3 separate regions of the Homo sapiens genome follow, and all the other regions are linked to region 1. Evidence: read pairs that join two places in POLR2A ChIA-PET (ENCODE). Cell type or tissue: MCF 10A. All regions are shown on one strand. Links, peaks and the distances in the headings refer to the core of each region. The heading gives the core; the rest is flanking DNA.

Region 1 (7,779 bases), core at 1,821-6,820:
GTGTGTATGAAACAAAGTGTATGTACATTGAACCATCAGAATGCAAAGGTGTTACTATCTCATGTTGATGCTCTGAAAGTTTGGGATTCTGGAGCATTTTGGATTTTTGAATGAGGGATGCTCAATGGCTCGTTTATTTATTTATTTATTTTTTGAGACGGAGTCTCGCTCTGTCGCCCAGAATGAGGGATGCTCAATGGCTCGTTTATTTATTTATTTATTTATTTATTTATTTTTTTATTTATTTTTTGAGATGGAGTCTCGCTCTGTCGCCCAGACTGGAGTGCAGTGGTACGATCTCGGCTCACTGCAAGCTCCGCCTGCTGGGTTCACGCCATTCTCCTGCCTCAGCCTCCCGAGTAGCTGGGACTACAAGCGCATGCCACCACGCCTAGCTAATTTTTTGTATTTTTAGTAGAGATGGGGTTTCACCATGTTAGCCAGGATGGTCTCGATCTCCTGACCTCATGATCCGCCCACCTCGGCCTCCCAAAGTGCTGGGATTACAGGTATGAGCCACCGCGCCCGGCCCTCAATGGCTCGTTTTTAATGGGAGCACAGTCTTGCCTGATTGAGATTTATGTCACCAGTTCTTCTTGATTGGAGATGTAGAGATTTCCCATTTTTTCTGTACTTACAATGCTGCGGTGCATCACCTCATGCTATAGATCTTTGTATGCTTCTTTATTTTCTCAGGATGAATTCCTAGAAGTGGTGCTGTTGGGTCAAAGGGTGTGGACTTTGAACGGCTGTTGATACAAATTGCTGGGCTGAAACAGCAGTCCTGGGTTCACGCTTGGGGTTCCCCGGGTGCAGTCTTTGGATTGGCTTTTTCAGAGTCACTGGGGAAGCTTCTGAAAGATTAAACCCCTTGGCCTCACCCTAGGTCTGTGAATCAGAACCTGGGTGTGGGCTGGACCCCAGGGGTTCCTTTTACTCGGTGTTTGGGAAATAGGCACGGCATCTCCTCAGTGTCCAAGCCTGTCCTGGAAGGGAGACAGAGACCACACCTGTCTGTTCCCTCTAAGGGAGAGCTGTGGTGTGAGTGCAGCTCGGTGGCAGCGAGTGAGAGGAGCTCAGTTTAGGGACTTGGCTCTGGGTGTCACTTTGTTCCTCTGTAAAGTGGGAGTGGCCTTGGGGAGTCTAATGTGCTAATACCAGCATACGAGTGAGTATTTCTCTTACTAATGTCATAAGATGAGAAGGATCTCATAGTTGGCTTTCTGGCTGGGCCAGGCCAGATCTGGGAAGAGTGTGCAGGGAGAAGTGGGTCAGGACAGAGAGCTCGTCTTTCCAGCCCTTCCCCAGGGGGACCTTGGGCTGCTCCACCGTTGGAGCCGGGTGCTGTTGGCTCAGGCCCACTGTGGGTCCTGGCGTCCTTATGTCCAGGTCAGCAAAGAGGAGCTGCTTTTGCCAGGGGTTGCTGCATCCTGTGCCTAGAAGTGAGAGTGCCAGGAGGCTGGGGTGTGGGCTTCCCAGCCATTGTCTGCAGTGCGGGAAGGAGGCCCCAAGGTGCCTCCCCACCCGTCAGCGTGGACCGCAGAAGTCACGGATGCTGCCTTTCTGATGCGATGCAGCAGTCTTTCCTCAGAGGGCCATAGCTGCACTGTGTGGATGTGCTACTTCCTGACACCGGCGTTAGTCCAGATGGGTTTGCTCAGGTGCACCCAGCCAAGGGGTAACTCTTTGCCAGGTGTAACCTCCAGGATGCTACTGTAGATGGGCTGTTTACCAGTTGTCCCTGTAAAGGTCAAGTCTGCTCTGACGGCCCTGTTTCTTGGTCTGTAAGTCAGAAGGAACATCATTTATTCACTTCTTCAAGTAAACGTACTGTGCTGTAGTAGTCAGGATGAATGGTCCACATTAGGGAGCAGACGGCAGCACAGCTGACTTGGGGACTGATAAGTTGTGCCTTGCTGTGGGCGCTTGGGAAACACATCCAAGGAAAGGGATTGTTTTTCTTTTTTCTTCTCTTTTCTTTTTTTTTTTTTTTTTGAGATGGAGTTTCACTCTGTCACCCAGGCTGGAGTGCAATGGCGCGATCTTGGCTCACTGCAACCTCTGCCTCCCGGGTTCAAGCCATTCTCCTGCCTCAGCCTCCCAAGTAGCTGGGACTATAGGCGTGCACCACCATGCCCGGCTTGCTTGCTTGCTTATTTATTTATTTATTTACTTGAGACGGAGTCTCGCTCTGTCACCCAGGGTGGAGTACAGTAGCACGATCTTGGCTCACTGCAACCTCCGCCTCCCGGGTTCAAGCAATCCTCCTGCCTCAGCCTCCTGAGTAGCTGGGATTACAGGCTCATGTCATCACATCTGGCTAATTTTTATATTTTTAGTAGAGATGGGGTTTTACCATGTTGGTCAGGCTGGTCTCAAACTCCTGACCTCGTGATATGCCTGCCTCGGCCTCCCAAAGTGCTGGGATTACAGGTGTGAGCCACTGTGCCCAGGCTTTATTTTTGTATTTTTAGTAGAGACGGGGTTTCACCACGTTGGCCAGGCTGGTCTCAAACTCCTGACCTCAAGTGATCCACCCGCCTTGGCCTCCCAAAGTGTTAGGATTACAGGCGTGAGCCACCATGCCCAGCCAAAGGGGATCGTTTTTCTCTTATGGAAGGGGGCCCCGGGGTGAAGGTCTGTCTCCTGAAGGAGATAACTTGAGAGCAGAGCTTTCTGGGCTGAGTAGAAGTTCATTAGGTGATAGGTAGGTGCGTTCCAGGCAGGAGAAGCAGAAGCGTGAGGATATGCATTAATGTAGGACACAGCCAGGTGTGCCAGGTGACCATGGGCACCGTGGTGACTGGACAGTGGCTGGGTCAGGGAGGGGTTGCAGGAGATGACCTGGAGAGGAGGTAGAGGCTGTGCCAAGGACCCAGCCTTGTGGCCTCCCAGATCTGGCCTCCAAATCTGCTTCTGTTTCTGAGCTGTGACGCTTAGGTAAGTTGCCTAGTGTCTTGGAGCCTCAGCTTCCTCACCTGTAAGATGCAAGCAATAAGACGAATTTTAGAGGGAGTTATTAAATGATATAATATATATACACTGTAGAGCAGAGAACTTGACACATAGTCAAATGTTCACTAAGTGTTTATCTCTTCCTTTTAAAGTCTGGGGTAAGGCTTTTTGACTTTAGGCCAGAGGGAGCCGTAGAAGGTTGTGGAGGATGAAATTGATAAGATTATATCCATTTGCTGTTATGTTTGGGTGTTGGTGTTGTGTGGAGGATACTGGTCCAAGATAAGGATGAGTGAGGAGTGAGAAGAGCCTTCCTCTTTCATGGTCTCTTTCTGGTTTTCTCGTCAGCCATCTCCAGTGGGCGGCAGGGATGGCTTGCCAAGGCTCTGAGCTGAAGTTTTGGAGGAAGAGGCCAGGGTTTAAAATGTGTCCCTGGTGAGCCAGCTACCCCTGAGCGAACCTATAGGAGTGGACACTTGCTGAGCACAAGTCTGGTCATGAGAAAGTGGAATGAGTATGAGGAGAGGGGCAGAAAGCTGGGCCTTGAGCCTGTGGAACTGTGCATTGTAGTGTAGCCATAGAAAGCATTTGTTGACCACTCATGTGTGCCCCGGGAGGTTGCAAGGATCATCTCATCCCAGCAACTCTAAGATGAAGGCCACTACTCTCCTCATTTTACAGATGAGGGAACTGAGGCATAGAGAGAGTAAGTCACTTGCCCAGAGTCCCAAGCCAGTGAGTCGGGATTTTGCCCTTGGCTGTTGGAATCCTGAGGGCACGCCCATTGTACTGGGGTGGAGAATTGGAGCAGGCTTTGGGGAGTTTTCTGCTACCAGTTCCTGCTGGCAGATTTCCATTGCCCACAAGGAAGAACGCTGCAGCAGGGTGTGTTGGTCTGTGGTGAGGTGGCTGCCTCTGGAGGTGCTGAGCTCCCCCAGTCTGGGAGGGCCTGGATGGCTGCCTGGCCTGGATGCTGCCACAGCAGAGTCAGTGCCATCCTTACTAGGGAGATAGGTTACATGCTACCCTAGCCCTTGCCAACTTCAAGGCGGATGGGACCTCAGAAACCAAGCCCTGCAGGAGGGCACAGATGTGGGAGAATTCAGAGGAAAGCCATCTTCAGATTGGGCCATGAGTTGTCTGAGTACGTGGAGAGTGGCAGGTCTGGGGTGCTACCTGCTGTTTTCCAGCACTGGCTAGTTGATAACAGCTGTCCTGGGCTGCAAACCTCTTTGCCGCATCTGGGTAGGAGGAGAATCCTGGGATTGCTGCCCCGTCCCGGCGTGGGTGACTTTGGGTGAGTGCCCTCCCTTTCTGGGTCTTTGCATCTAGCATTTGGTGACCTTGCACAGCACGGAGCTTCCTCTACTTCCTTACCGCCTGCCTGGCCCTCTCAGGCATGCACAGGCCTGTCAGGAGCCAGGCCATGGAGGGGGCAGGGGCCCACTTCCTCAGGAGCACTCAGGGCAAGCCCTGACCTGAAGGGATAGACGCGGGGCCCAGCCGCGTGACTCGTGTGCCGTCAGGAGCTGCTCCTGCGCTGGTGCCAGGTGGTGTCATTGGGGTTCGGATTAAAAGATAACTCTATTGGCAGGAGGAGGCAGGCCTTTTCTGGCTTTAATAGCCAAGCCCACAGCCTGCGCCATGCAGCATCTCCCAGCCCCTGCTCCCATGTGCCTCTGCCTCTCCTTTTGCTCCCTGTGTGCCCGGAGGGCTGGCAGGGGACCCGTCCTCAGATTGTGCTGCTAGCACTGTCTCCCCTACCTTGTCCCCAGCTCCCCTCTGTGGAGAGGTTTTTAAATCCTACGAGCAATTCAGGATTTGCTTCCCTTTTTCTCTCTCCTTCTCCAAGAAAAGTGAAGTCCCAGGGAACTGCAGAGTCCACGTGTGGTAGAGGGTGGAGATGTGGAAACAGAATCCAGGTCTTTGGGGAGGCCAGGTTGATGGGGACATGCAGGGCTGCTTTGGCCTAAGCGTGGTGGCCAAGTGAGCCATGTGCCACTTGGTCACCTGCGCTGATGGAGAAGGCTGTTCTGGCTCCTGGGAGGAAGGTGCTTGTGGTAGCAGCAGCTACCCTGAGGCCAAAGCTTCCTTGAAGCCATGCTGGTCTTGAGTAGTGTTTGGTGGTCCCACACTCCTGAATGGGCAATCACAGGACTTCGGAGGGTCTCTGGGGAGCCTCAGGGGCTATGCTATCTATGGGAAAGGAGATAGAACCTGCCTGGAAATTCTACCACTCTCCAGTGACACAGAGACAAGGGGACCAGAATATTTGGATAGAATATTTTCAAACTTCATCATGTCTCCTGTGTTTGTATAGGCCCTCATTTTGGGAACCACATCCTTTTTTTTTTCTTTAATTCTACCACTAAGAAATTATATGATAGATCTTTTTCTTTTTCCTCTCTTTTCTTTTGTCTCTTTCCTATCTCCCCCTTTCCCCTTCTCTCCCTTTCCCCCCTCCCCCTCTCCTTCTCTTTCTCTTTCTCTCTTTGTAGAAATAGGGTCTCACTATGTTGCCCAGGCTGGTCTTGAACTCCTGGGCTTAGGTTATTGACCCACCTCGGTCTCCCAAAGTGCTGGGCTTACAGGCATGAGCCAACCAGATTTTTTCTTCAAGTGTTATTTTTATCTGTTTGCCTAAACATTAGTTTATTAAGAGGAAAGATTCTCTTAGGATATTTTCCCTTTTGGGGTACATGAAACATGGCAGCAGTAGCACAACATTACTCACTTGTTTTTAAATCAATTGTTAAATAGCAAAAATTATTTATTTATTTATTTATTTATTTATTTTTGGAGATGGAGTCTCTCTCTGTTGCCCAGGCTGGAGTGCAGTGGCGCAGTCTCCACTCACTGCAACCTTCGCCTCCCAGGTTCAAGCTATTCTCCCGCCTCAGCCTCCTGAGTAGCTGGGTTTACAGGCATGCACCACTACATCCAGCTAATTTTTGTATTTTTAGTAGAGATGGGGTTTCACCATGTTGGCCAGACTGGTCTTGAACTCCTGACCTCAGGTGATCTGCCCGCCTCAGCCTCCCAAAGTGTTGGGATTATAGGTGTGAGCCACCATGCCTGGCTTTTTAATTTTTTGATGCCTATTTTTTTTTCCTGCAGTAAGCAACAAATATTTTATAGAATTATTTGGGCAGTGGGATTATTTTTCTTCGAATTTTCTGTTTTAAACATTTTAATGATACTTTCTTTCTCTGACATTTTGTTTTGAAAATGTTCAGATCCATCAAAGAATGGAAGGGAAAGTACGATAAACACTTGTTTAGTCGTCACCGAGACTCACCAGTGGTTAACAGCTTGCCATATTTGCTTTTTTTTTTGAGATGGAATTTCACTCTTGTGGCCCAGGCTGGAGTGCAATGGTGTGATCTCAGCTCACTGCAACCTCTGCCTCCTGGGTTCAAGCGATTCTCCTGCCTCAGCCTCTCGTCACCATGCCCGGCAAATTTTTTTGTATTTTTAGTAGAAACAGGGTTTCACCATATTTGCTGGGCTGGTCTCGAACTCCTGACCTCAGTGATCCACCCCCCCTTGGCCTCCCAAAGTGCTGGGATTACAGGAGTGAGCTACTGCGCCTGGGCCATATTTGCTTTTTTACTTTCTCACTCTGCAGATGTATCCATATAAAACTTGTTTTCCTGATTCATTTGGAAAAAAGTTGTGGACATCAGGACAGTTTACCCCTAAACCTTGAAGTATGCACAAACCAGTACATATTCCTACATGACACACCACCATTATTAGACCCAAGAACCTCAGCACTGATGCAATTATATCCTCTAGTCTATAGTTCTTCTTAAATCTCTCTAATTGCCCTATACCTGCCTTTTATAGATTTTTTAAAAATCTAGGCTCTGAAGAAACATGTTGCAACTGGTTGTTATGCTAACGTTATACTAGCCAAATAAAATCTGGATTATCCATGGTTGACAGATCTTTGTTAGAACACGTTGTTATGATATAGACATTTACACTCACTACTATTTTTTTTTTTTGAGACACAGTCTCCTGGAGTGCTGTGGCGGGATCTTGGCTCACTGCAAACTTTGCCTCTTGGGTTCAAGCAATTCTTGTGCCTCAGCCTCCTGAGTAGCTGGGATTACAGGCGTGCATCACCACGCCTGGCTAATTTTTGTTCTGAAGGTGTTCAGAGCTAAGGAGGCCAGTGACCCCACATCAAAAGGGGAAAGGAGAGAATAAGTTTCTGAGCTTTGTAAAAGATGCTACTGGTTTTTCTCTGTTTTATGTCAAATAACCTGTAACACTCCTGGCAGTGGTACATTTGAGCCCTGGGTAGAGATGGGGTTTCACCATGTTGGCCAGGCTGGTCTTGAACTCCTGACCTCAAGTGATCCGCCTGCCTCGGCCTCCCAAAGTGTTGGGATTACAGGCGTGAGCCACCGCGCCCAGCCTACGCTGACTACTGATATCCCCAGGATAGCCTTAGAATTCTTGAAACTTGGGAGGGGACTGGGAGATCTGGGGACATCTGCTATCCTTTTTTTACAGAATCTGTGGTCTGAACAGCTGAGGGACTTCTCCAGTGTCCCTGAATTGAGGTTTGCTTCTGTGTTCTGAATTTCTTCACTTACAAAATCTGACACCTTCAAGTCTGGACATTTTAAACTGTCCTGCCAAATTCTTTTCTATACTCAGGGCTCAAATGTACCATTGCCAGGAGTGTTACAGGTTATTTGACATAAAACAGAGAAAAACCAGTAGCATCTTTTACAAAGCTCAGAAACTTTTTCTCTCTTTTCCCCTTTTGATGTGGGGTCACTGGCCTCCTTAGCTCTGAACACCTTCAGA
Region 2 (7,779 bases), core at 1,664-6,663, 77 kb after region 1:
GTAATCCCAGCTACTCGGGAGACTGAGATAGGAGAATTGCTTGAACCTGGGAGGCGGAGGTTGCAGCGAGCCGAGATCATGCCTCTGCACTTCAGCCTGAGGGACAGAGCGAGACTCCATCTCAAAAAAAAAAAAGAAAACTTGACTTTGAAATGATTATAGATTCATAGGAAGCTGCAGAGATAGTACAGGGGGGTCCTATGTACTCTTCTCCCTGCTTCCCCTCATGGTTGCACCTTGCATGAGTATAATATCAAAGCTAGCATATTGACATTGGTACTGTGTGTGTGTGTGTGTGTGTGTGTGTGTGTGTGTGTGTGTGGTTGTGTGTGGTTAAACACATGTTGTTCTGTGTAACCACCACCGTAATGAAGATACGTAGCTGTTCTATCAGCACTGAGGTCTCCCTCCCACTGCCCATTTGTAGTAACACCCCCTGCTCCCTCCCATCCCTGCCCCCTGGCAGCTGATTTTTTCTCCATCTCTGTGATGTTGTCCTTTTGAGAATGTTACAGACATGGAATCATATAGTATGTGACCTTTGGAGCTGGGCTGTTTTGATTCCGCACCATGCCTGCAAGATCCACCCAAGAGGCTGCGTGTGCTGGCTGCTTGTTACTTATCGTTGCTGAGCAGTGTTCTGCAATGTGGGTGTATCACAGTTTGGTCATTCACCGGTTGCACATATACTTCTTAAGAAGGTCTGCACATAGCTGTGAGCAGAGATTCCGGGAGCAGGGTTGAGAGGTTCTTTGTGAACACTCACAGGGCCCCACTTCGCGTGGTACTTTCTCTACAAGGCCTTTCCTATCCATGGTCTTGTTTTTAGTCCCCCGCTCTCCCGAGCCACATGCATGTATTTATCTTCCATTTCCTCTGTGGAGGCAAGGAGCTGGGAAGTTCTGAGCCAAGGTCCCACGCCACATGGCCGGGCACAGCAGTGCCAAGATGTTCCCTCCGGGTCCTCGGTGTTCTGATCCCAGAAGGACATGCTCCTCCCCTAGCCTGCTGTGAAGGCTTATGTGTTCCTCTACCTCAGAATCCCCTTAGTTGGACTCCTTGGGCCTCACCAGAAAGACCTCTATCCTTTGCCAACTCCTGACTTTGGCACCTTGCATTTGGTGACTGTCTAGCACAGGAGGTTAGGTAGGCAGAGATCCTGACTGGTAGGCCTGAGGCCGCTCTGCCTGTGGCCTGACATGCTCTCTGTCCTGCTCTAGATCAATGGCATTGCACTGGACAACAAGTCTCTGAATGAATGTGAATCTCTGCTGCGCAGCTGCCAGGACTCCCTGACCCTGTCCCTCCTGAAGGTAAGGGCTGGACCTGGCTCTGCTCTCACGGTCAGGAGTATGGGCAGAGCCCCGGCTCCACATAGCCATGCTACTCCTTGGGGTCACAGGATCCTTGAGAACAGGGTGGGCATTTACTGAGTGCAGAGGGGGCAGGAACCCTGACTGGACGCTGGTCTGAAATCAAAAAACAGCAGTCAAGGCCATGTTGGGCACAGTTGGGTACATTTGAATCTGGACCCGATAATTAGATGATCTTAGGGAATTGTTGCCAGTTTTCCTAGGTATGATGATGGCATTGGGGTTGTTATACAGGAGAATGGCTTTATTTGGGGGAGGTACAAGCTAAAGTTGTTAGAAGTGATGTGTCATGGCCGGGCATGGTTGCTCATGCCTGTAACCCCAACACTTTGGGAGGCCAAGGCAGTCGAATCACTTGAGCCCAGCAACACAGCGAGACCTTGCCTCTACAGAAAATACAAAAAGCCTGGGAGGTCGAGGTGGCAGTGAGTTGTGATTGTGCCACTGCACTCCAGCCTGGGTGACAAAGTGAGACCCTATCTCAAAAATGAAAGGAAGAAGCTGGGTGCAATGGCTCATGCCTGTAATCCCAGCACTTTGGGAGGCGGGTGGATCACCTGAGGTCGGGAGTTCGAGACCAGCCTTGACCAACATGGAGAAACCCCGTCTCTACTAAAAATACAAAAATAGCCGGATGTGATGGTGCATTCCTGTAATCCCAGCTACTCAGGAGACTGAGGCAGGAGAATCGCTTGAACCCAGGAGGCGGAGGTTGCAGTGAGCTGAGATCACGCCTTTGCACTCCAGCCTGGGCAATAAGAGCGAACCTCTGTCTCAAAAAAAAAAAAAAAAAGGAAGGGAAGTGACATGTCATGATATTTGTAACTTGCTTTCCAGTGTTCTGTAGTATCATTATAGACAAAAAGACAATTTAGTGAAATATTTTTGAATCTAGATGGTACATTTATGGACATTTATTATACTTTTCTACATATTTGAAAAGTTTAATAATAGGAAGTTAGAAAAAATAGGCCGAATTTAGAAAACATCTCTTAATGAAATGGCTGGGCCTATTTTTTCTAACTTTCTATTAAGAGATGTTTTCTAAATTAACTATTTTCAAATTATTTGACTTTTTTGGAAGCAGTTTTATGTTTACAGAAAAGTTGGGCTGATACAGAATTCTTAGCACTCTCTCAACCACCCCATCACCACCATCCCCACTCCTGTCCCCAAGTTTCCCCAATTTTGGCATTTTGCGTTAGTGTAGTTAGTACATGCGTTATAATTAGTGAGCCAATGTGGATGCATTAGTATTAACTATAATGCATAGTTTACATTAAGGTTCAGTCTTGGTGTATTTTCTGTGAGTTTTGATGCAGGTGATGACATGTACTACCATTGTAATATCATACAGAGTAGTTTCACTGCTCTAAAAATTCCCTATGCTCCCCATATTTATGCAAGCCCCTGGCAACAACTGATCCTTTTACTGCCTCCATGCTTTTGTGTTTTCCAGAATGCCATAGAGTTGGAATCACAGAGTGTATAGAATGGCTTCTTCATTTGCTAATATACACTTAAGGTTCCTGCACGTTGTTTCAGTTCTTTTTAGTGCTAATTTATATTCCGTTGTCTGGGTGTACCACAAGAGATATATTTTTAACAATGAATTTTTACTTTTATGTTTAATATTTAAAAAAAATATTCAAGACATTATGCAGGTAATTTCCTTCTTTTTGAGACAGAGTCTCATTGTGTCGCCCAGACTGGAGTGCAGTGGCGTGATCTTAGTTCACTGCAACCTCCACCTCCGGGTTCAAGCGATTCTCCTGCCTCAGCCTCCCAAGTAGCTGGGACTACAGGTGCATGCCACCGTGCCTGGCTTATTTTTGTAATTTTTGTATAGATGGGGTTTCACCATATCGGTCAGGCTGGTCTCGAACTCCTGACCTCGTGACCCGCCTGCCTCAGCCTACCAAAGCGCTGGGATTACAGGCATGAGCCACTGTGCCCGGCCCAGATAATTTCAGAAAGTGTTCAAAGTTAAGAAAACTTTGACTCTTCTTTGAGTTCAGAGTGACCAGAGCCATGAGAAAACTTATCCATTAGGGAGAAGCATATGTGTTCATGTGTGTGTGCATCTCTGTCTATCTGTCTCTTTTTTAAGGGGCAGGTGGCCCATTCCTGACCATTGCTTTACCTCTGGGGATGGTTTTCAGTGGCAGCTCCAAGTCCTGCCATCTCACTCTCTCTCTCACTCCTCTGCAATCCCTGCCTAGGTATTCCCTCAGAGCTCCTCGTGGAGTGGCCAGAACATTTTTGAAAATATCAAAGACTCTGATAAGATGCTGAGTTTTCGAGCCCATGGCCCGGAGGTCCAGGCTCATAACAAACGGAACTTGATACAGCACAATAACTCCACGCAGACAGACATCTTCTACACGGACAGGCTGGAAGACAGGAAGGAGCCAGGCCCCCCAGGAGGCAGCAGCTCCTTTCTGCATAAGCCATTCCCTGGGGGACCCTTGCAGGTCTGCCCCCAGGCCTGTCCCAGTGCCTCTGAGCGTAGCCTGAGCTCCTTCCGCTCAGATGCCTCTGGGGACCGTGGCTTTGGGCTGGTGGACGTGCGTGGCCGGCGGCCACTGCTGCCCTTTGAGACCGAGGTGGGCCCCTGTGGGGTTGGGGAGGCCTCCCTGGACAAGGCAGACTCTGAAGGCTCCAACAGCGGCGGGACCTGGCCCAAGGCCATGCTCAGCTCCACGGCAGTGCCTGAGAAGCTCTCTGTTTATAAAAAGCCAAAGCAAAGAAAGTCCATCTTTGACCCTAACACTTTCAAACGCCCCCAGACACCCCCCAAAATAGACTACCTGCTTCCAGGTCCTGGGCCTGCTCACTCTCCCCAGCCCTCCAAGAGGGCGGGGCCTCTGACACCCCCAAAACCTCCCAGAAGGAGCGACTCCATTAAGTTCCAGCACAGGCTGGAGACTAGCTCCGAGTCAGAAGCCACTCTGGTGGGCAGCTCCCCATCCACTAGTCCCCCGAGCGCCCTGCCCCCTGACGTGGACCCCGGGGAGCCCATGCACGCATCACCCCCTCGCAAGGCCAGGGTCCGCATTGCTTCCAGCTACTACCCTGAAGGAGATGGGGACTCCTCCCACCTGCCGGCCAAGAAATCCTGTGATGAGGACCTCACCTCCCAGAAGGTGGATGAGCTGGGGCAGAAGCGTCGCCGGCCAAAATCTGCTCCCAGTTTTCGGCCGAAGCTTGCTCCAGTAGTGATTCCTGCTCAGTTCCTGGAGGTATAGCTGAGCCCCAGGGTGTGGGGAGGGGAGGCCTAGAGAGGGGCAGTTGGCCGAAGGAGGGCTGCTAAGTGGCCCTGCACCAGTGTCCCAGGCCCCTGTTTAGCCTGGTGCCTTTGCCTTTGCTGTTGGACTCAAGTGGGAAGTGGCCCAGCTAGGAGGTAGGTAAGTGGCGTGGAAGTGCATGGTAGTGGGAGTGTGACACAAGAGGGGAACACTTTATTGGGCATAGCATTTGGTTTGCTTTTTTAATAAGAAGCTTTTGAACTTACACAATAAAACCTAGGGCATAGACTTGCCTTGAAGGGCTAGGGAGATGAGGTGGCACGTGTGAGGCTGAGTGGGCAGCGGGACGGCCTGATTGCGTGTGCTGTCATAGTTTCCAGAAGGGTGAGATTGCTGGGGACTGTGGAAAGCATCTCAGGCACCAGTCCACACTGCTCACTGGGGACAAAGAGCTTCGCACAGCCCTCCACATCGGGCAGAGTTGTACGTGCCTGATGCACTTGTGCATTCTCACCTTTTACGTGATCTCTGTGAAAGATTCATTCTCTGTGGTTTTCTTCTGAAGTAAAGCTGCTTCCTTGAAGATGTGTAAGGCAACATGAATGGGCAGCGTTCCCATTCATGTCCCTTCCTGTGCCCCAGTGGGAGGAGCTGGTTCCTGGGGGGCAGAAACTGGCTTGCAGAGCTGCTCAAGCGTTCCACTGTTTGGTTTTTTTTTTTTTTTTCCCCTAAGATGGAGTCTCACTCTGTCACCCAGGCTGGAGTACAGTGGTGCAGTCTTGGCTCACTGCAACTTCTGCCTCCCGAGTTCAAGCGATTCTCCTGCCTCAGCCTCCCAAGTAGCTGGGATTACAGGCACCCACTACCATGCCCAGCTAATTTTTGTATTTTTGGTAGAGACGGGATTTCGCCATGTTGGCCAGGGTGGTCTTGAACTCCTGACCTTAGGTGATCTGCCCGCCTCGGCCTCCCAGAGTGCTGGGATTATAGGTGTGAGCCACTGCGCCTGGCCACACTCCACTCTTTCTAGCAGACACTCTTGCCCTTGCATCTGCAGGAACAGAAGTGTGTCCCGGCCAGTGGAGAACTCTCCCCGGAGCTCCAGGAGTGGGCACCTTACTCGCCTGGGCATTCCAGCCGGCACAGCAACCCCCCGCTATACCCTAGCAGGCCGTCTGTGGGTGAGTCAGCCAGCCAGGGGCTGGGGCTGAGGGTCGGTGTAAACTCGGGATGCCTAGTCTCCAGGGAGAGGGGAGGCAGCATTTCAGAGAGCTGCCATGTGTTTTCAGCCCTGAGGTCCAGAGAACTGGGAAATGCTGTCCTGTCTGGGATGGTTTGTCTTATAGCCATGACATGTCTTAGCTTGTCAACATGCTTTCTCCCCATAGCAACCTGGGAAATAGGAAGCATGAAAGAGACTTCCCCCCTTTTTACAAATGGAGACAGGCCAGGAGCCACAGCCACATTGTGAATTGGTGGTTAAAACTCATCTCCCAAGTCCTTTTCCCAAAAGACTGCGGCTGCGTCCTGGGATACAGGGGAAAGGCTTGTGTAAGTCCTGGGCTGGCTGGGTCCTTTGGGGCGTCTTTTCTCACCAAGCCCATTTCTAGGCACTGTTCCCCGGAGTTTGACCCCCAGCACCACTGTGAGCTCCATCCTGCGGAACCCCATCTACACTGTGCGCAGTCACAGGGTCGGCCCCTGCAGCTCTCCACCTGCGGCCCGAGATGCTGGCCCCCAGGGTTTGCATCCCAGGTATGTGAAGGCACCCTACGCTTCTCTGTACTCCAGCTGCCCAAGCCTGCCTGGACATGGAACCATGAGTGCATAAAGAGGCTCATTGGTGGAGAAGCTTCCTTGCCTGCCTGGGAGGGGACTGGCTAGAGCAGCACAGGGAAAGGGAGCCTTAGGGCTGCTTTCTGAATTCATCAGCACAAGGTTTCAAAAGGTACTGGAAGGACACGATAGTGATAGCAGCTGATGTTTGAGTGCTTATGTCCCAGCCACTGTGCTCAGACCTTTATGAATATCATTTCACCGAATCAACAGCAACCTCATGGGCTAAGTCCTATTACTGTTTCTGTCTTGAAGATGAGGAAACTGGTACTTCATAAGAGGGTGGGCTGGCTCCAAGCCACTCTTATTCATTCATTTGACAGATATTTTTTGAGCACCTACTACATGCCTTGGTCTATCCTAATTATAAGAGGATACATTGCTGAACTAAACAAATTAGCTTCTAGCTCATGTCGTGTGGTTTTTCAAATGTGGGAGGCAGACAAAAAAAAAAAATGAACGAAGTGATATCAGATGGTGCCAAGAGGCTATGAAGGCAGTCAAACAGGGTGACAGGCTGGGCTGTAACTTGGAAGAGGGTGGCAAGTTAGAGTGGGTGGTCAGGAAGGGCCCTGTGGCAGAGGGGATGCTGCTGTGACCAGAAGGATGAAAGAGGCCAGCTGCACAAGACCTGGGCTGGAGCCTCCAGGGAGAAGGGCCATCGGTGCCAAGGCCAGGGCACCCAGGCACAGTCGTGGGAGCTTGTCAAAGGGGCAGCGAGTCAAGAAGAGGTTTGAGGTCACAGGGCACAAACCCTGTGGGACCTGCAGCGGTGATGAAGAGTTTGGATTTTATTCTAAGGACAGTGGAGACCACTGTAGAGTTTAAGCAGGGAAGAGATGTCACCTCATTACATAGCTGGAAAAAGATGCTGTTGAGGCCTGGTCTCAGGGCAGCCTGATGTGGGCGATCCCTGCTCTGCCCTTCATTTTCTTAGGCACGCTGTCCCGAGTGAGGCACATAGGTCCCCTCCCCAAAGTCCTCTGTGCCTTGTCTCTCCTTACCCACTTCCTGGGAGGACAGGTTCCCCCTCCCCAGGCCCACCCAGGTTGCAAAACCTCTGTTTTTTATCACTTCTTCCTAGTGAGCCTAATCCTGACCCTATGGCTGGAGTGGGTATGATACTGACCGCCCCATGTGTGTGGCCCTTTCTACTTCCTGAAGGCTCTTAGTGGATGCCACCTCCGGGAGTGGCTGAGGGCAGCCTGCTATCCTCGGCTGATAATCAGTGGCTCCTGGGCCTCCCTTCTGCCCGCTTGGGAACCCTTGCCTGGTCTGTGTGTTTCTCCCCAGTGGCCACATCTGTTCCTGGTTCTCCTCCC
Region 3 (7,779 bases), core at 1,053-6,052, 440 kb before region 1:
TGTTCTAAAATTGTGATGGTTACACATATCTGTGAACATACCCCAAACCATTGAATTGTATCCTTTAAATGGGCAAATTGTACAGTATGTAAATTATGTCTCAATAAAGCTGTTTTAGAAAACTTTTTTTTAAGAAAAGAAAGAAAAAAACCACATGCCCTCTAACACATGGGATGGGTTAGAATTTTAGCGGAGACATCTTCCACTCTAACCTTGTCATTTTGTGAATTGGGAAACAGGCGGGGCCCAGAGAAGGGTCTTAACCAAACCTAGGTCACACAGCATGTAGGTAGCAGGGCCAGAACTAGAACTGCTCTCTAACTGCCACAGATTTGAGGCTGCATAGATCCTCTGACTCAATTTCCCTATTTGTAAGATGGAAACTCCCCTTCAGCCTTTATCCCCCAAACCCTGGTTCTAGTGCTGAAAACAGAGAGGATGTGTTTAAAGGTTCAGGATTTCAGGGAAGAAGGAGCACTGCTCCTACAGCACGGTTTGGGGTGTCATACTTATCTCATGTGTGCCTGAGCCTCAGCCTCAAGCTCCACTGCTTCCTGGAATCATCACCAGGGCAGGTTAACTATAAAAAGCGATTCTCCTGATCCTGATTCCCCAGACTGCATCTCACAGACTCACTGGGTTCTTGTTTCTGGAGAGTGGCTGTGATGGATTGGTGATGCCTGGAAGCACTTTACAACAAGTGACAAATCATGCTTAATCCTTCTTGTGTTCATTAGCGTGACATTAATCCTGATAGACTCAATTGGGGTATAAGGTGAGAGCACTCTGCACACCCAGTTCTCCGTGAACCACCCAAGTCTCATTCCAGAATAACTGGGAAACCCTTTTCTTAAAAAGTCCACCTGGGATTCTGCAGATAACTGTCTTTATCAGGAAGTGGAGATGTGACTGGGAGACACACTGGCGTCTCAGTGTCCCACTAAGGAGTGGAGGAGAGAGTCGTAAGGCCCTCCGCTGAGGAGGGAGAGAGGGAGGCAGCAGTGTGGGAGGTAACAATGCTGGCTGCAGTGAGCCAGCCCCTGCCTGGGAAGCCTGTGCTTAATGGAGAGGTATGGGGTTCTGAGGTCCAGACAGCAGTCTGGGCTCCAGCCACCACTGTGCCTGCCCCGCAACCCACAATTTCCTCCGTAGCATACCCAGGATTCCCAGACGTCAATGCCCAGCTCTGGGCCTGTAGGAGCTCCTTGTTATCCACAGGGCTCCATCCAAGCTCCTCCAAGGTCCCTGGACCAGGTGACAGGCAACCTGGCATGGAATCACGCTGCACCTCTCACCCAGTGTGCAGCCCAAGCAGGCAGCTTCTATTTGTAAGACTGCAGTTCCCTCATTCTTCAAATCGAAAGAGGGGCATGGTTGGAAGCTAGAACCAGTAAGTCATGTAAATGGATGGAGTGGAGGAGACTGGGGGTAACTGGAAAATGCAGGCTGTATCTAAAAGATTTTGAAAATTAACAAAAGTAATAATAATAGTTAACATCAGATGAGCCAAAGAGATATCTGCAACGGGCATGATCTTGTCTAGGGCCACCGGTTGATGATCCCCGACTCTAGGCTTTTCCCGAGGTCCCTTATAACTTTGATACTCTCTGGTCTTAAAAGCAATCTATTGAACCTCCCCAGCCCTGTCTCTGCCCACCCCCTCACTCCCATATCACCAGGCTGACTTGTTCTCTATGACCCTCTGCACCAAGCTCACCACCAGCCAGCTCTATGCTCTGCACTCATCATACACACCCTATCTCTCTAGGGCCTCTGTCCTAACCCTCCCTCCCTCCCAGGCCCAGGTCAAGGCTGAACTTGTCCCACCAGCCTCCCAAGGCCTGAAGAGCCTCACCTGATTCTCATTGCAATGACTGCAGATGTGGCTCCCAGAGATACATTCATCATTGCAAACTTCTGATAGCATTCATGTGGGCCTTTGGTGACGTGATGACAGGGGCCGCATGCTAAGGTGCAGAGAGGCACCAAGGATAGTGCAGAGGCCCAAGGCACAGTTCACTGATGCAGCGAGAAAGGACCTACCCCCAGCCAGGCAGCAGCCCCTTGTGAGACATGGGTCTGTGTGTTCCTCCACATTCAGCCCCTTTACCCTCACAACAGTCCAGCACGTTTGTTCTTTTACCCCAATTTTACTTATGAGGAAACTGAGGCTCTAAAAGGACCTAAGAAAGGCAAAAAGGGATCCAAAAATATTGGATGAACATTTGTCTTTGTGTTTTAGTAAAACAAAATGGCCACAATCTCCTCTTCCCAGCTAGAGCAGAGAAAGGGATGGGAATGGAGAAATGGAATTCTCACTGGGTCAGGCAAAGTCATCAATATCCTGTTTAAGAGAAATACATGGTTAACCAATTACGACATATGAGCAAGGGAATGGAGGCAACAGCATCCAACTCTCCTTAGCAATCCCTTCTTCCCACAATATCAAAACATTTTGGCATCTTTAAGATTAAGGCAGGAGACAGCCCCTGGCCTCTAATTGCTCTCAGTCAAAGACTGTAGCTAACATGTTATTAAATATGTAAATAATATGAAACCCAGAAGAGAATTAATATTTCATATCTAATGAAGTTAAGATGAATTCTCCTGTGTCTAATTTTCTGTTTTTAAATACATAATGCACTGTGGAGTCCAAAGTGATTCATGGTATTTTATATTGGCTAAAGACGTTCGGGGTTTCTCTGAAGCAGCTTCCTAAATGATTAACCTGAATATTATTATTACAAATAGGATTTGTTTTTTAAAAAATTAATTTTGTAGTTAATCAGAATAAAGAGCATGGTGTTATATGCTGGTGGGCCATTTTTAAATGGGGAAAAGGAACTGATATAGGGGTTACAAATCCTAACACCTAGAGGGGCCTGGCAAATAAATGACTGAAGCAGGCTGGGTGGCAACAGGGAGAGGTAGAGACTATGGCAAATTGTGACAGCACATGCCCTTCAGAAGTAGAGGCCAGAAATTCAGGTTGTTTTTTTTTTTTTGGTGAAATTTACTAATACATAAAGTTGGCTGTTCACACCAACATGGCACATATATACATATGTAACAAACCTGCATGTTATGCACATGTACCCTAGAACTTAAAGTATAATAATAAAAAAAGAAAAAAGTTGGCTGTTAATTCAAATATATATGTATGTATATATATACATATATATATATTTTTTTTTGAGACAGAGTCTTGCTGTGTCACCCAGGCTGGAGTACAGTGGTGCTATCTGAGCTCACTGCAACCTCTGCCTCCCAGGTTCGAGTGATTTTCCTGCCTCAGCCTCCAGAATAGCTGGGATTACAGGTGCACGCTACTGCACCTGGCTAATTTTTGTATCTTTAGTAGAGACGGGATTTCACCATGTTGACCAGGCTGGTCTTGAACTCCTGACCTCACATGAGCCACCCATCTCGGCCTTCCAAAGTGCTGGGATTACAGGTGAGCCACTACGTCCAGCATTTTATATGTGTGTGTGTATGTGTGTGTGTATTTTAAAAACAGAGTCTCACTGTGTCACCTAAGCTAGAATGCTGTGGTACAATCATAGCTCACTGAAGCCTCAAACTCCAGGATTCAAGCTATCCTCCTGCCTCAGCCTCCTGAGTAGCTGGAGTTGCAGGTGTGAGCCACTGCACCTGGCTTTAATTCAAATATTTTAAAACATCATGGATTCAAAAGAAGATGGCCCATGGCTTCCAGTTTACAACCTCCATACTGAGACATATGACTGGAGGGAAATTTGCTACCAGAGACAAGTCCTTCAATCTCTGGTGCAAAGAGTTTCCTCTCAGGTTGACAAGACAATAAACTGGTAAATATAAACTCTGATTAGTCAGCCTTTTAGGAGGGCAATTTGGCAAAATGCACAAAAGTGCAAATCCTTCAACCCACCAGTTCTACTTCAGTTCAACTTCTAAGAATGTATGCTAAAGTAGTAATTAAGAATTGACCAAATTTTTCACTGTAATGATGTTCTTCATTGCTCTGTTTATAATAACAAAAAAAATAGAACCAACTTCAAGATCCAAAAATCATGTCTGATTACTGAATTATATTGTAGCGCAACTAAAAACATTAAAACTATACAGTCTTTGACAAATATGAATAGGGATTTATAAATATGTTTAAAGCATGGGTGAAACAGATTTGTAGTGCAATCATAGTATTGTTTTTAAAAATGGACATATATTTATCTGCCCAGGGAAAAGATGGAAAGGTAACATGCCAAGCAATCAGCAATGGTTATCTCTGGTTTGGTGGTACAATTACTAAGCAAATTCTATCTTTTCTCTTTTTGCTTGTCTGTATTTGATGAATGATTTCACATGAACTTTCAGTGCTTCTGTATAAAGTCAACAAGAGAAATAAACTCTCCATTACATAGTACAATATTAAAAAATAAAAGTGGTCTTTGTTTGGAAGTTCACCAATCTAGATTCAATATTCACTCCTTCACTGAGAACTTTCACCTCCTTGAAGAACCTCACAGTTCTCGTCTGCGGAATGAATCATTAGGCTACATGATTTCCAAGGTCCCTCTGTGATTTGAGGCCACTGTTGAGGGACTTTGGGGGCAGGCCAACTTGCCTATTTATTCACAAGAATTGATTGACTGCCAGATAAGCCTTGTGCTGGGCTCTGGACTCAAGCTTGCCCTCCAAAAACACTCGGGAGAGGAGGGGCAGCACCCCCTCTGCCTTCCCATAGGGTGTTTACATACAGGAGTCTACAAGAATGTGGAGGAGGCACACTTGCTTTGGGGACGTTAAGAAAAGCTTCCTAAAACAAATGATATGTTAACTGAGTTGGAAAAGTTGAGAAGGAATTAGCCATCCAAACAGAGAGGAGGCAGAGAAAGGCATTGCAGGACAAACAGAGAGTGTGCAAAGGGACAGAGTTGGGCATGGGGTGCAGGGTAGGGGAGAGAAGAGGCTGCAGAAGGGACAGGAGCCTGGATCATAAAGGTGCCCTGTTCAGGAGTTTGGATTTAAAACTGGGGTAAAGGGACCCTTGAACGTTTTAAGAATTAGGGAATTTTTTGGACCAGATTTTTGTAAATCCCTGTGGCAGCAGGGAGATGGATTGAAGGGAACAAGGTACCAAAGAGCCTGCTGTCCTATTCCAGGTTGGAGATGGTGGTGGTGGCTATGGAGGAGGTCAGGCTTCAGGACCTACTCTGGAGACAGGCAGAGGAAGGAAGCTGGGAGGGCTCTCGAGTTTCTGGCTTCCACGGTTGGTGGATAAGTACGCCATTGACTGAAACAAGAATGACTGGACACAAGGACAATTTGGGGGAAAGGCCCATGTTCAGTTGTAGGAGCTTGTTGGATATCCAAGTGGACATGTCAGCTAGGCACATGGATGAACATACCTTGAATTCCAGAAAGAGGTCTGGGTTTGGGATTCATCAATGATGGGCTGCAGAAGCTCATGGTAGGGATTAGACGGCCAAAAAGAGAAAATATGAACTGTGCATGGAGGTCTGCAGACCACAGGCACCCAGGGGCCAGATGGAGAGAGAAAGAATATTCCACAGATGGGTAGCAAGAGAGTGTGACGGCACAGAAGAATAAAACAGAATGAAATCAAAAATGGCCAGCCGTGTTGAGTGCTTCTGCAAGATCGTGTAAGAGGAGTCATTGGTGGCTTGGGAGATGCAGAAATGGAGTCCACAAGGCAGGGAACACAGCTTCCTCAAGAAGAGTGAAAGTGTGTGAAGCAGGGTGGCCAGGGAGGGGAGAGCGACAGGAGCTAATGCATGTGGCAGCAACCAGCAGCGTGGTGCCCTTCTAGGGCCAAGCACAGGGCAGGGCTTCCAGAAAGACTGACTCCACTCACCTCCTCTCTCTGTGGAGTCCACTGTGTAGAATCACACTCCTCTCCTTCCCCAGCCTGGCCACCGAATGGGGATGACAAGTACATAAATTCCATCTAGTTGCAGTCAGGGGTTGTGGAAGAAGAATGGCTCTGTGGCCAGTTTTCTAGCAGCCTGAGTAGCACTCTGATGAAATGGCCTCATGCGGCTCTTCAGAACACCGTTTCCAGCCTGCCCAGAGCACTTGCAGCTGGAAAGACAGCCTCCGAAAGGGATCCCGCCTCCATAAGCAGCGAAGGGCTCTCCATGTGTGGCCCAGGAGAGTGGAGACAGGAAGCTCAGGGTCCTGGGAGGTACCAAGCCCTCTCCTCTCTGCACTACATGCTGCCTCTCCTGATCTTGCTCTGACGGCCCAGGGCCATCTTTCTTGAGATCTGCTGACTTCCTCAGCATCCTACTTAGGTGGCCACAGAATGAGCCCACAAGAATCTGAGACAGCCCCTGCTCTAGCCTTTCCCACTGTGCCATGGCACTCCACCAGCCTCTGCCAGGGTGACGTCAACCTTGGAGCAGCAGGAAGAGCTCTGCACCTGGAGTTCCCTAGGCCTGAAAGGAAGCCATGGCTCATGTAGCAGCCACTAATGCTGTTCTTCTAATAGTTCCAGCTCTCCACCTTCTGGACACGTAGTAGGACTGACCATCCTGGCCCCTTTGCTTGGATAGGGGCATGTGACCAGTCTGACCAACGAATTGTAAGCAGAAGTGACGTGCGTGACCTCCAGACCAAATAAAATCTCCAGCGTGAGAACAATATCTCAGATGGCTACAGTTTTGACAGCCTAGGTCCCAGAGGAAGGATGGTGAAATGCAGAGCCCCCAGCTGACCCCTGATGGACAGGTAACATGAGCAGGAGCCAAGCCCATATTGTCTTGACCCACCGAGCTCTGGGGGTTGTTACAGCAGCAAAACCTGGCCTATCCTGATTGATATAGCCTGGCTCCAGGACAACCTTGGGCAAGCACCCGTCCCTCTGAGGCCAGCATCCTCACCTGCAAAGCGAAGGCATGACCATCAGCTGCCCTGAGAGCTGGTGTGGATTGGAGGATGGGGAGCATGTGACATGAGCTGCACTCACACACAGCAGGCACATGTTAAGAGCACCATGCTTCCCATGGCAGGAGGCAGTGCCCCTGGGGCATGCCTATTCCAGGAGCCACAGAATTCTGACAGCTACACAATTTGTCCTCGGGCTCCCCCTTGGCCCTCCCAGAACATGTTCGCTCCTTCTTCCTTATGACAGCCATTCAGAGATTTGAGGAAATGTGGAGTGTGTGTGTGCACATTTGAAAAAAAGAGAGATGGAGAGTTTGAAGCTACCGTCTGTCAAGGCTAGCACATGAGGGGCCTTGTGCTGGGACTGTCACACGCCTTATCAATAATCCTCCCCTTGGGTTTGTGCAGTGTGTATGACAGTCGTCATTGTAGGGAAAGAAAAGAGGTGTGCTGGTATTCTCTATTCTACCCAGGCTGCCTCTCCATTCCTTGCCCTTCCCTGCCCTGCTCCAGCCTGGGAGGTGGCCCCTACTGACTACATCAGTGGCTCCCTCCAGCAGCTGGCAAGGATCTGGAAAGGAGCAAGGAGAGGGCTTGTGCATTTCCTCCCCTCTTCCTTCCTGCTCAGGCCGCCTCCCAGGCAGTGGCTGCTGGCACCCTCTTTTGTGAGTCTGGTTCTCCTGGGGTTTGGCTAGCACTGTCCCTCCCACCCCCACTGATCCTTCAGCCTTAGGGAGGGTCATGACGTGCTACTGTTGCTAGCCACTGAGAGCATCCTCATCTCTTGAGAATTTCCCTGATGCTGCCCACAGAATGACCTTGTCTCTTCACTGGAAGCATCTGGAGTGAATTCTGTTTCCTGCCAGAGCCCTGAATTCACACCCAGGCCTCTGC

What was found. Peaks named below come from ENCODE experiments on the same cell type or tissue, not always from the same donor. Only the 100,000 strongest peaks of a DNase experiment are listed, where the experiment ranks them.
Region 2: POLR2A ChIA-PET joins it to region 1 with 5 read pairs; 3 of 35 experiments call an interaction of 5 or more read pairs at or near these places.
Region 3: POLR2A ChIA-PET joins it to region 1 with 5 read pairs; 2 of 35 experiments call an interaction of 5 or more read pairs at or near these places.

What each region holds. Positions count from the first base shown.
Region 1 is chr10:77,895,331-77,903,109 of GRCh38, reverse strand. All of the region lies in intron 1 of DLG5 (discs large MAGUK scaffold protein 5), which reads left to right. LOC101929347 (a long non-coding RNA gene) reads right to left here. Exons shown (of 5, transcript XR_007062208.1): 5 at 2,904-2,978. Among named protein-coding and RNA genes, the nearest start is that of DLG5, 28 kb to the left of the region's middle. RefSeq lists enhancers at 898-1,425, 1,426-1,953. In MCF 10A, for the core only: no CTCF peak of the experiment used is centred there; DNase peaks (open chromatin) are centred at 3,789 and 4,419.
Region 2 is chr10:77,817,918-77,825,696 of GRCh38, reverse strand. DLG5 (discs large MAGUK scaffold protein 5) reads left to right here. Exons shown (of 32, transcript NM_004747.4): 14 at 1,221-1,313; 15 at 3,596-4,615; 16 at 5,679-5,802; 17 at 6,232-6,376. Among named protein-coding and RNA genes, the nearest start is that of DLG5, 100 kb to the left of the region's middle. In MCF 10A, for the core only: no CTCF peak of the experiment used is centred there; no DNase peak of the experiment used is centred there.
Region 3 is chr10:78,336,344-78,344,122 of GRCh38, reverse strand. No RefSeq gene overlaps it. Among named protein-coding and RNA genes, the nearest start is that of LINC00595, 73 kb to the right of the region's middle. In MCF 10A, for the core only: no CTCF peak of the experiment used is centred there; no DNase peak of the experiment used is centred there.